2 separate regions of the Homo sapiens genome follow, and region 1 is linked to region 2. Evidence: read pairs that join two places in POLR2A ChIA-PET (ENCODE). Cell type or tissue: IMR-90. All regions are shown on one strand.

Region 1 (2,500 bases), 380 kb after region 2:
GCAGTGAGCCAAGATCACACCACTGCACTCTAGCCTGAGTGACAGAGTGACACTCTGTCTCAAAAAAAAAAAAAAGTAAAAAGGCCGGGCGCGGTGGTTCACGCCTGTAATCCCAGCACTTTGGGAGGCCAAGGTGGGCGGATCACGAGGTCAGGAGATCGAGACCATCCCGGCTAACACAGTGAAACCCTGTCTCTACTAAAAATACAAAAAAAAAAATTAGCCAGGCGTGGTGGCGGGCGCCTGTAGTCCCAGCTACTTGGGAGGCTGAGGCAGGAGAATGGCGTGAACCCAGGAGACGGAGCTTGCAGTGAGCTGAGATCGCACCACTGCACTCCAGCCTGGGCGACAAAGCAAGACTCCATCAATTAAAAAAAAAAAAATCAACATAGCAGCTAAAGATGTCACATTGAACTTAGAAAACAGTTCCTGCCACCCTCAAGAACTATCTTTCATAATAAATACTAAATATGATCAAATGTAAGCCCATTGATGCAGCATTATATTATGCAGTCCTTAGAAAGGAAAAATGTTCCTTTAATTAAACTAAACTATGAGATGATGCTTCCTTATCACTTACCATTTTATACTTTTTGAAATTGCTCTTTTAGACTTAGATTTTTAAAATATTTAACACTCTTTTGCATACATAAAAAGGAAAATATAGGCAAAATAAATGGATTTAAAATATCCCTAAATTGTCTTCTTGGCCAGGCACAGTGGCTCATGCCCATAATCCCAGCACTTTGGGAGGCCAAGGCAGGAGGATCACTGGAGCTCAGGAGTTCGAGACCAGCCTGGCCAACACGGTGAAACCCCATCTCTACTAAAAATACAAAAACTAGCTGGGCATCGTGGCACATGCCTGTAATCCCAGCTACTCTGGAGGCTGAGGCACGAGAATCACTTGAACCTGGGAGGTGGAGGTTGCAGTGAGCCAAGATCGGGCCACTACACTCCAGCCTGGGCAACAGGGTGAGACTCCGTCTCAAAAAAAATAAAAATAGGCTGGGCGCAGTGGCTCACACCTGTAATCCCAGCACATTGGGAGGCCGAGGCGGGCGGCTCACTTGAGGCCAGGAGTTTGGGACCAGCCTGGCCAACATGGTGAAACCCTGTTTCCACTAAAAATACAAAAATTAGTCAGGTGTGGTGGCGTATGCCTGTAATCCCAGCTACTTGGGTGGCTGAGGCACGAGAATCACTTGAACCTGGGAGGCGGAGGTTGCAGTGAGCTGTGATCAGGCCACTGCACTTCAGCCTGGGCCACAGAGTGAGACTCCGTCTCAATAAATAAATAAATAAAATAAAATAAAATAAAATTCCCAAATTGTCTTCTCATTCAGAATCTCAGCCTTGTGAATCACTTGTTTGACTCAGAGTCTGCTTCACTGCTTATTCACTCAGTATCGTCCTCTGTGCCACCAAGGGCACTGGTGATGCAGCATTTCTTAAGAGAATCCAACAGTACTAAAAGCTCTTGGGGCTGGGCTCTTTGCTTGCCTATTTTTGATTCCTGCTTGAAGATTATTGGCAAGCACGTGATGATTTATCATTCTCCCCACCTCTTTTCCCATAAACATTTGGTTCCCAGGAAGGAAAGGAGCGCTTCACTCTTCCTTCTGGGATTTTATTCCAGGCAACTGATACCCATTTTCTAAGTTTGGACACTAGTGCTTTTGATGTTCATGGACATGACGACTGTGGCCTGGCAAGCAGATTGTGAGACCTCTTCCATTATGTGTCCTGAATTTCAGACATGTTGGTAAGAGGTTAATCAAGCCCAGAACTGATCTTTGCTGGAGTTCAGTTCCATTTGGTCATTTGCTGAAAACCCAGTATTATTATCAATGGCCTTTGTGTTGCCCTTATTTTTTCCCAGAACGGTTTTATTGAAATGAAATTCACATACCATACAATCTACCCACTTAAAATGAAAAATTCAATGGAGTTTAGTATGTTGAGAATGTACTGATAATCAATTTTAGTACAATTTCATTACCCCAGAAAGAAATCCTGGACCAATTAGTAGTTAGTATCCATTCCTCCCCTGACTCCAAGCCCCTGGCCACCATTAATCTACTTTTTATCTCTATAGATTTGCCTATTCTGGATATTTTGTATAAGTGGAATTGCAATATGTGGTCTTTTGTGACTGGCTTCCTTTCCTTAGCATAATGTTTTCAAGGTTCATCCATGTTGTAGTATATGAGCCCTTCATATCCTTTTATTGTTGAATAATATCAGTTGCATGGATATATCACATTTTATTTATTCACTCATCAGTTGATGGACACATGAGTGGTTTCTGCTTTTGGCTATTATGAATAATGCTGCTATAAGCATTCATGTACAAGATTTTGTGTAGATACGTGTTTTCACGTCTCTTGGGTATATCCCTAGAAGTAGAACTGCTGGATCACAGGATAAGTCAATATTTACCTGTTTGAAGAACAGCCACCTTGTATTCCAAAGCAGAGGAACCATTTTACAATCCTAC
Region 2 (2,500 bases):
CAATCCACGTCTGTTGCCTCTGGCACCCTGTGCTCCAACCTCACAATCCACAGCAAGCCTGTCCTCTCCACTCTGATCTGGGCACCTCAGGCCTACAGAGCAGCCACACACAGGGTGGTGGCTGATGTCTGCTCCCAGGTCTGCACTTCTCAGCTGAGGAAATTCCACCACTGCCACCAGCACACAGAGAAACCAGAGCTCCATCCACAAGCACAGCTGTGTGTCCTCGCCGGCTGCTCCTGGCCCTCTCTCTCATCTCAACTCGTCCATGGTTCCAGGAGGTGAGGAGAAGCTGGCAAGGCAGGGACAGAGCCCAAGAGTGCCTTGGGTGCGTCTCAGACACCTTTCCTCAAAACAGTCTGGTCCCAGAACCCAAGCAGGACACAACGTGAGGACTGTGGGTGGGGAGGGGAAGCAGAGACCCTGGCTGGAATTCACGATCTGGCTCTGGCTCTGCCAGCTGATGACCTCAGGCAGAGCATGTGCCCTCTGTGATTCTCAGGCTTCCCCATCTGTATAATGGGAGCATATTTCTTGGCAGCATTATTGTGAGATTAGTGATAAAGAATGTTTGCACCACGACAGGCAGATCGCAGGTCCTCAAGATGGAGGCTATGGTTGGAAGAGTGGATTCTGGATTCGGACTTGGATCCTGATTTCAGGAGTCTCCTGCACTCTTTAAACTTGGTTTGCTCAAATGTGGAATGAGGATAATAACAGCACCTACCTCATGGGGTTGGTGTGAGGCTGAAATAAAATGCTGCCTGTGGACAGCCTAGCACAGAGCCGGGAAATAAGCTTCAGCTGTTATCATCTTAAAAATTTTTTAAAAAGTACTGAAGATCCTAGAAGCAGTGACATCCCAATAGCAATAAACACACTAACACACATGTTTTGTTTTCTAAATACATTCCCCACCACATGATGTCAGGGCTTTTTAGAGAAATGGCCAATTCCAGGCTAGGGATAAGAAAACTAATGGGTGGGCATAGAGCATTTTGCTGTTCCAGGGAGTAGAGAAGTGCTGAGATGGAGGGAGACTCATCAGAAGTTCATCAGAGCCAGCTGGAGGGGCTGCTGACCAAACTTGAGACAATATGACCATTAAAATGGTGATGATGGTTAATAGATGATACGACATTGAACTTTAAAACATCCACAAATGGATGTTTACCGCCTGGCCAACGTGGTAAAACCCCATCTCTACTAAAAATACAAAATTTAGCTGGGCGTGATGGCAGGTGCCTGTAATCCCAGCTACTCAGGAGGCTGAGGCAGAAGAATTGCTTGAACCTGGGAGGCGGAGGTTGCAGTGAGCCGAGATTGCGCCACTGCATTCCAGCCTGGGCGACAGAGCGAGACTTCATCTCAAAAAAAAAAAAAAAATCCACGAATCTACAGTGGTGCCCAAAACAAAGCAAAGGGATTGAATTTTGCAGCCACCAACATCATAAATGACTCAGGCAGGATCATCAGATGCAAAAAGCATTGCTGAAGGGTGCTGGGGAACAGGAGATTCACGTGACCTTAAAGCAACACTCCACATATTTCTCATCAGTTACAAATGCAAAAGATGTCATTCCCCTGGAAGACTGAGCTGCCATTACTTGCTATCAAAGTTAGCGTCACCGATAATGGGGTGAGGTGTCACTGTGAACCTCTTGGGGTATTTCTGTGGAGAGAGGAGGGAGGGTAAAAAGAGGGAAAAGGGAGAGAGAGAACAAATGTGGCAAAATGTTAATTCATGAATCCAGACAATGGATATATTCATTGTGCCATTCTTTCAACTTTTCTGTAGGCTTAGATTTTTTCAAAATGAAGTCTGTGTGAATGTGGGGGGAGTACTGGAGGGAGGTGAGACTTGGGGTGTGTTGGCCTGGGCTCGCCCTGACCTCTGTCCCAAGCACAGCCAGCTTGAAGCTTGGTGCTCTAGGAGTGACTTGAGAACTTCAGGGAGACAAGAATTTCCGAGTCAAGAGAGGCCAAGTGTGGCATCTTCCTACTGGAGGAAATCTGTGACATTCCCAAACACAGTTTCTTAGGAGCAGGGGAACTCACAGGACTACAGAACAGTGGCAGGCGAGGGCGGAAGTGCATGGGCTGGGCAGATAAGCCCGCGGCTGATGGCCCACACTCCTGCAGAGCTGCTCATGTTATTCAAAGGGGCATGGGCTCTAGATCCTTGAGGAATCGCCACACCATCTTCCACAATGGTTGAACTAATTTACACTCCCATCAACAGTGTAAAAGCGTTCCTATTTCTCCAGAGCCTTGCCAGCACCCATTGTTTCCTGACTTTTTAATAATTGCCATTCTGACTGGAGCGAGATGGTATCTCATTGTGGTTTTGATTTGCATTTCTCTAATGACCAGTGATGATGAGCTTTTTTTCATATGTTTATTGGCTGCATAAATGTCTTCTTTTGAGAAGTGTCTGTTCATAGCCTTTGCCCACTTTTTGATGGGGTTGTTTGTTTTTTTCTTGTAAATGTGTTTAAGT

The links. ChIA-PET counts read pairs that join two places held together with the same protein. Peaks named below come from ENCODE experiments on the same cell type or tissue, not always from the same donor. Only the 100,000 strongest peaks of a DNase experiment are listed, where the experiment ranks them.
Region 1: POLR2A ChIA-PET joins it to region 2 with 6 read pairs; 2 of 35 experiments call an interaction of 5 or more read pairs at or near these places.

Annotation. Positions count from the first base shown.
Region 1 is chr13:30,519,332-30,521,831 of GRCh38, forward strand. It overlaps a transcript of HMGB1 not described here. Among named protein-coding and RNA genes, the nearest start is that of HMGB1, 55 kb to the left of the region's middle. In IMR-90, no CTCF peak of the experiment used is centred here; a DNase peak (open chromatin) is centred at 1,420.
Region 2 is chr13:30,136,628-30,139,127 of GRCh38, forward strand. No RefSeq gene overlaps it. Among named protein-coding and RNA genes, the nearest start is that of LINC00384, 15 kb to the right of the region's middle. In IMR-90, no CTCF peak of the experiment used is centred here; a DNase peak (open chromatin) is centred at 1,504.